2 separate regions of the Homo sapiens genome follow, and region 1 is linked to region 2. The links are chromatin contacts, found by Hi-C or POLR2A ChIA-PET in ENCODE. All regions are on one chromosome and are shown on one strand. The core of a region is the stretch at or near the end of the contact, and the rest is flanking DNA. Distances in the headings are between cores, read along the strand shown.

Evidence for each region. A loop is a pair of places that touch in the nucleus more often than their neighbours do. ChIA-PET counts read pairs that join two places held with the same protein, here RNA polymerase II (POLR2A). Pooled maps may share reads with other maps.
Region 1: a map of naive thymus-derived CD4-positive, alpha-beta T cell shows a loop between it and region 2 (11-fold over the local background). The contact joins the promoter of TEX264 here to the enhancer-like site in region 2. A Hi-C loop is called at or near these places in 1 of 168 maps with a recorded cell type or tissue (naive thymus-derived CD4-positive, alpha-beta T cell) and 6 of 50 pooled maps. POLR2A ChIA-PET finds 5 or more read pairs at or near these places in 1 of 52 experiments (naive thymus-derived CD4-positive, alpha-beta T cell).

Annotation. Positions count from the first base shown.
Region 1 is chr3:51,670,000-51,672,699 of GRCh38, forward strand. It overlaps TEX264 (testis expressed 264, ER-phagy receptor), which reads left to right and starts at 1,253. Exons shown (of 5, transcript NM_015926.6): 1 at 1,253-1,289. It overlaps LOC124906237 (a long non-coding RNA gene), which reads right to left and starts at 1,106. Exons shown (of 2, transcript XR_007095907.1): 1 at 650-1,106. RefSeq lists a silencer at 989-1,418.
Region 2 is chr3:51,023,581-51,026,280 of GRCh38, forward strand. All of the region lies in intron 5 of DOCK3 (dedicator of cytokinesis 3), which reads left to right. Among named protein-coding and RNA genes, the nearest start is that of MIR4787, 350 kb to the left of the region's middle. Within about 2 kb of position 1,376, at least 4 of the 41 ENCODE cell types and tissues checked have a DNase peak (open chromatin) inside an H3K27ac peak, as active enhancers do.

The DNA of each region.
Region 1 (2,700 bases), core at 3-2,502, 650 kb after region 2:
TTGGCCCTGTGGATAAGGTTCAAACTCCCCTGCCTGCGGAAGGAAGAATGTGAAGCAGAGGGAAAGGAAGCTGGGATTTTGACTGTCTCTGTGTGCCCAGCCTGCTCTTTGCTGGTGCAGTAGTGGGATCCACAAGGTGAACCACCCTGTGACTGCTGACTTTTCCCACCACCACCTTCGTGGTGTTCCCATCTGCTGGATCCCCCTCCCAAACATCAGTCCTTGTCAGGATACCAAAGTAGCTCTTGGCCTCGCCGGTCTTGTAGCCAAGCTTATGAGCATAGTTGTCACCTTCCCCACCTCCCACCAAAAGTCCGGGATTTTCACGAGGGGAGCGTTTTATCTTTGGGCCCCTAGAAGAGTGCTTTGTAGTTTGTAGGTCCTCAGAAATTTGAGGTGAAGATTGAACCAATCATCAAGGAGCTTACACTTGACGTGGGAATCACGTAAGTTACCGCTAAACCACAAAGGTAGACCAGCCTCCCACAGCCACAACCTGGGCACTGAGGGAGGAGCCTGGAAGAAGGGCATTCCCATGGAACGTGAACTCCAGGAGGGCAGAACCTTGGTTTTGTTCACTCTATCCCCAGCCCCTAGAACTGTCCTGGCAAGGAGTAATAATAAGTGTTGGATGGATGAATATACTCACGGAAGTGGGAATGGGTGGGTGGAGGCAGGAAGCAGATATTTGCGCTATGCAGAAGTTGGATCCACCAGTTTCTTCCGCGAGCCCAGACTGGGCTTCAGCTTCCTCACCTATGCCTTTCTTGGTTCCCAAGTCTGTTGCGAAGCCACAGTGAGAGAAAGTGGCAGGACTAAAGGTGGTACAAATGCCAGAGGCTGATACTGCTGTGCTGCGCCTCCCTAGGCTGTACAAATTCTCCTCAGCCCCAGCTCCCTGGTCCCCAGCCTGGCCCTCTACTGCGGGCCACTGGGCTGCCTCCCGTACCCGAGCCTGGGCCAGGCTGTCACTGTGGTGCTCCTGCCAACCCAGATGCCCTGGGGTGTTGCTAAATCAACCTCAGCAACCGGATAGTTTGTTGGAGGCGGGAAGGTACGCCGTGGGTTCCGCCGCAGCCAGCGCTGGGGCTAGGCACACGCCCGTTGCCATGGAGACGGGGCGGGGCAGGCCTCCGCCCTCCGGGTCCCGCGCGCACGCGCCCACGGCCACGGCCATGTCCCGCCGCGAGAGGGGGCGGAGCGAGCGTGCGCGGCGGGCGCGCGCAGGCTCCGTAACCGAACCCTGAGCCGCCTGCGCGGATCGGCGTCCGCAGCGGGCGGCTGCTGAGGTGAGGGCCGGGCCAGAGGAGAGGCATACCCACTGGGGCGTAGGTCTGGGACTCCCCCTGTCCGCCCTGGCGCGACCTCAGGACTCTCCGTGTCCCCTCCGTGACCCCCGCGGCCCGGGCCGCTCTTTGCATCTTGTCTTGCCCACAGCTGGCCTCGGCCAGGTCCGAGGGCCTGGATGCGACCTTGGGGCAGCCCCTACTCTTCCGGGCAGCCCACTTCCGCGGCCACCGGTGCAGGGCATGCCCCGGGGCCGTGGAGGTGAGGGAAAGAGGCGCGAGTCGCGTTTTAACTCCGCCCCCGTCCCCCAAGGCCGCGCCTCGCAGCCTGGGCTGCAAACTTTAGCGTCCTTTAAGTTACAGACGTGCGTGGGGCTCCGTGAGGAGGTGGGCGAAGAGAAAGGCTCTGAGTAAATAGGCAAGGCCCGGGGTGAGCAGGGGCTGGAATCCGAAAGTGGGAGGCGGCGGCCCCCCACCCTCCATAGTCCTTCCGCCCTCTGCTAGCACCGAAGTTTAGCCCAGGACGGGGGCCGTTTAAGGGCCCGGCCCTCCGCCGCCGCGCACGTGAGCGGCACCAGGAAGCTGGCTGGGCGCAGCCTTCCCTGAGGCTCGCTGGCACCGGCCGCACGCGTCCATCCCGGGCCTCTGAGCGGAGGGGGAGCCGAGGCTAGAGGGAGGGCGCAGTCTGCCCAAGGTCAGCGGCAGCGGCAGTTTCTGGGCGCCAAGTGTGATTGGAGTACTCCAGGAAGAGGGGCGTGACCAGAGCTCTAGCGAAGAGACCTGACATTGTAAAGCTAGGTTTGGCTTCTGATTTCCACAGGGGGTTTGAGAATGGGACGAGGGTGCTTTAGAGGGACCGGTAGGCTTTCCCTGAGGACGGTAATCAGGGCATGATGGTTGGCTCAGTGGTTATTTCCTGGGCAGGGGTGACTGTTCTTTCAGCTCCCAGCACTGGAGCGCTCGGCCCCTGCCGCACTGGATGCCAGCAGTTACTAAAAGTGAGCCTGGCATTTCAGGTGAGCTCCCAGACCTTCTTCCTTTTCTCTTGAATATAGGGGAAATTCACGTTACCTCTCCACGTGCCGACCAAGGCTCTGAGACCCCCAGGTGGGTTTTCTTCCCCCCCGCCGTTTTCTGAGCAGTTTGGGAAGTGAGAGGAAGAGAAAGGTAGATACTAAGTTTCCTTGAGGAGACAGGAAGTGTTCAGCTGAGATGGCAGATCAGGGTGAGGGCTTGTCATTCCCAAGGCAAGTGGGGGCCTAGATGCTGAGAGTTTTCCAGCTTTGGGCTCAGAGATGTCCAACAAGGATTTAATGCTTCAGGCGTTTTGGAAGCCAGTCACCAGAGAGGAGAGAGAAAGTGGAAATGAGGGGCTGGAATCAGACTGTCTGGGCTTGTGTTGCCTGCATTTTGG
Region 2 (2,700 bases), core at 126-2,625:
AATTTTTGCATTTTTAATAGAGACAGGGTTTCATCATGTTGGCCAGGCTAGTCTCAAACTCCTGACCTCAGCTGATCTGCCCGCCTTGGCCTCCCAAAGTGCTGGGATTTGGCATGAGCCATCAGGCCTGGTCTGATTGATTTTTTCTTTATAGTTATCTATCTCCCTGGAAAATTTTTCATGCATATCCTTGACTGTTTTTTTAATTCATTTTTGTTGGTTTTCACCTTTCTCTTGTATTTCCTTGAGTAGCTTGATAATCAACCTTCTGAATTATTTTTGTCTCATTTCAAATATTTTATCTTCATTTGGATTCATATCTGGAGAGCTATTGTGACATTTTGGGGGTTTTATGGAACCCTGTTTTGTCATATTACCAGAATTACATTTCTGGATTTATTTCTAATTTGGATAGCCTATTTTTTCAAATTGTTACTGAATTTATTTTTTACTAGACTGTGTTTTCTTAATGGTTTTTTTTACTTTAAGGGTCTGACTTCAATGTTTGTAGTAAATTATTTTAGCCTAATTTGATTCTTGGGGCTTGGTTAAGACTCTGTATGAGTTCCTTTGTTATAGAAAGTCTTTGTGCAATGGCTTTCCCATATGATGGTTGTAATAGTTATTATGTACTTGGTGTGTAGGCCAGTTCACTGTCTCCTATTGGGTTGGAATGGCAGGGATTCCTTAAAGCTTATCTCATTCTCTCATGGTGTATGGTTTATTTATTTATTCAATTTTTTCCCCAGTATTTTATTAACTGAGTTGATGATTCAGGCTTTAGGCCAGTTGTGGATGTATCCCTGGGTAGTCACTGGTTGTAGCTAAAGCAAGTTGGTAGATGTAATACCCAATGGTGGGCAGAGGTCCCAGCCTTGATGAAGGTAACTGGGGGGTCAGGGGTAGATCTCAATTAGATGTTCTGAGATTTTATCAGGGTGAAGGGTGAGAGCTACCTCAGCTTCCCTGCTAGGCCAGCAGAAAAGCTTTCCACCTCACAGCTTTACTGTTTTCCCAGTGTTCTGGCTGTTCAGATCAGACAGGCACCTCTTCTTTAGGAATATTGATGTTCCATGTAGGGAGGAATTGTGATTCTGCCTTTTGTGCAAGCCTGCATCTGGGCAGTGCTCCTCCTGTGGGGCTGCAGTCATCCTGAATTGTTCCCTGAATTGGGGAATGTCTGCAAGGGATCCAGTGATGTGACATAGACTCTGAGATTCCTTGGTTGTAGATAGGCTTAGTGTGCTGCCTTTCTTGAATGCTGGTAATACTAGTAGTGAACTTGTCACGTGGACAGACTCAGGACCTTTGGTTTGCCAGGGTGTTGCAGGCAGTGATGATTGCCGAGGTCATGCAGCTGTTTTCTCCTTCTTGGGCACAGTGTTATTCTATCTAGAGATGGTGTCAAGATCTGTGTTGGTTGGCCTCCAGCCAGGAGGTGTTGCTTTCAAAAGAGCACCAGCTGCCGTAATAACAGTGGGATTTGAGCTTGCCCTAAGTTGCCTAGGGGAAGTATTCTGGTTTCTTAGGTGATGGGTGGGGCTACAAGTCTCCTAAAAGTTTATGTCTTTTGTATTAAGTTACCAGGGCAGGTGGAGAAATACCACCAGGTTGGGTCAGGGTTAGGTGGGCCTGAGCTCTGATTCTCCTTGTGCAGGGCAGGCTAAGGCCCCTGTGAGAGACCAAGGTGGTTCTCAGGTCGCTGGGGTAATGTTTCACAGGGGAGTATAACTGCCTCTGCTGCACAGAGGAGTTTACAAAAGGAGTGGGGAGTAGTGGGCAGCAGTGAGCCTTACCTAGTTCCCACATCGTTTTCAAGGTCGGTGTCACTCCTGCGGTGCTCTGGTGACAGCACCTGGTTTAGATCTAGGCAGTCTGCACACAGAATTCAGACCTGCCCCAGCCTATAAGCTTCCCCACAGAGATAGCAACCACAGCTTTCAGGCCGCACCCCTCCCCGTCTTTCTGCAAAGTCACGTGCCCAGCTTCTGCACTCCTGTCTGCAGCTCACTTCCTGCTCATTCCCCAGGTTCTGTTCATGGGGTGTTTGTCCTCTCTTGAGATTATATCACAAAATTCAGTTGGGAGCTGCATTTACCCTGTGAATTCTCCCTCGTTGACCGACTTCCCCAAGGGCTCCTGTGAGATATAGTCAGGAATCACTTCCCTTGGTTCACACTGGAGACTGGGAATGCCTGCAAGCCCCTTCCCACTGTTGCTTCTACTTTTATATTTTATGCCACTTTCTAAATTTGATCCAGCTCTTGGTAGAGTTTAAGGTCTTCTTCCATGGCCTGAATTTTCAGATTCCCCAGTGAGGATGTACTCAGAGGCAGACTCTCCCCTTCTCACACTCTGAGAACTTAGTTTTTCACCTGTCTCATGGAGTAGGCTGCAGCCTGCCATTTGTTTCAAAGGGTCTGTAGATTCTTTTGATTTTTCTATTAAGTTCCTGTGTTGGTTCTTGCTTTAAAAAAAAAAATTCACAGTGTGAATCTCTACACACTATTCTGACCTTCCAAGTGGGAGAGGCAAGCTAACACTGCCTCCAATCTGCCATTTTGAAAAAAATAAAAAATGAAAAAATGAGGGTTTGTATTATGAAGTGACGTTGGATTTTATTGAATGGTTTTTCTGAGTCTATTGAGATGGTCATATGTTTTTTTTTGTTTTTAGTTCCATTGATGTGGTGAATCACAT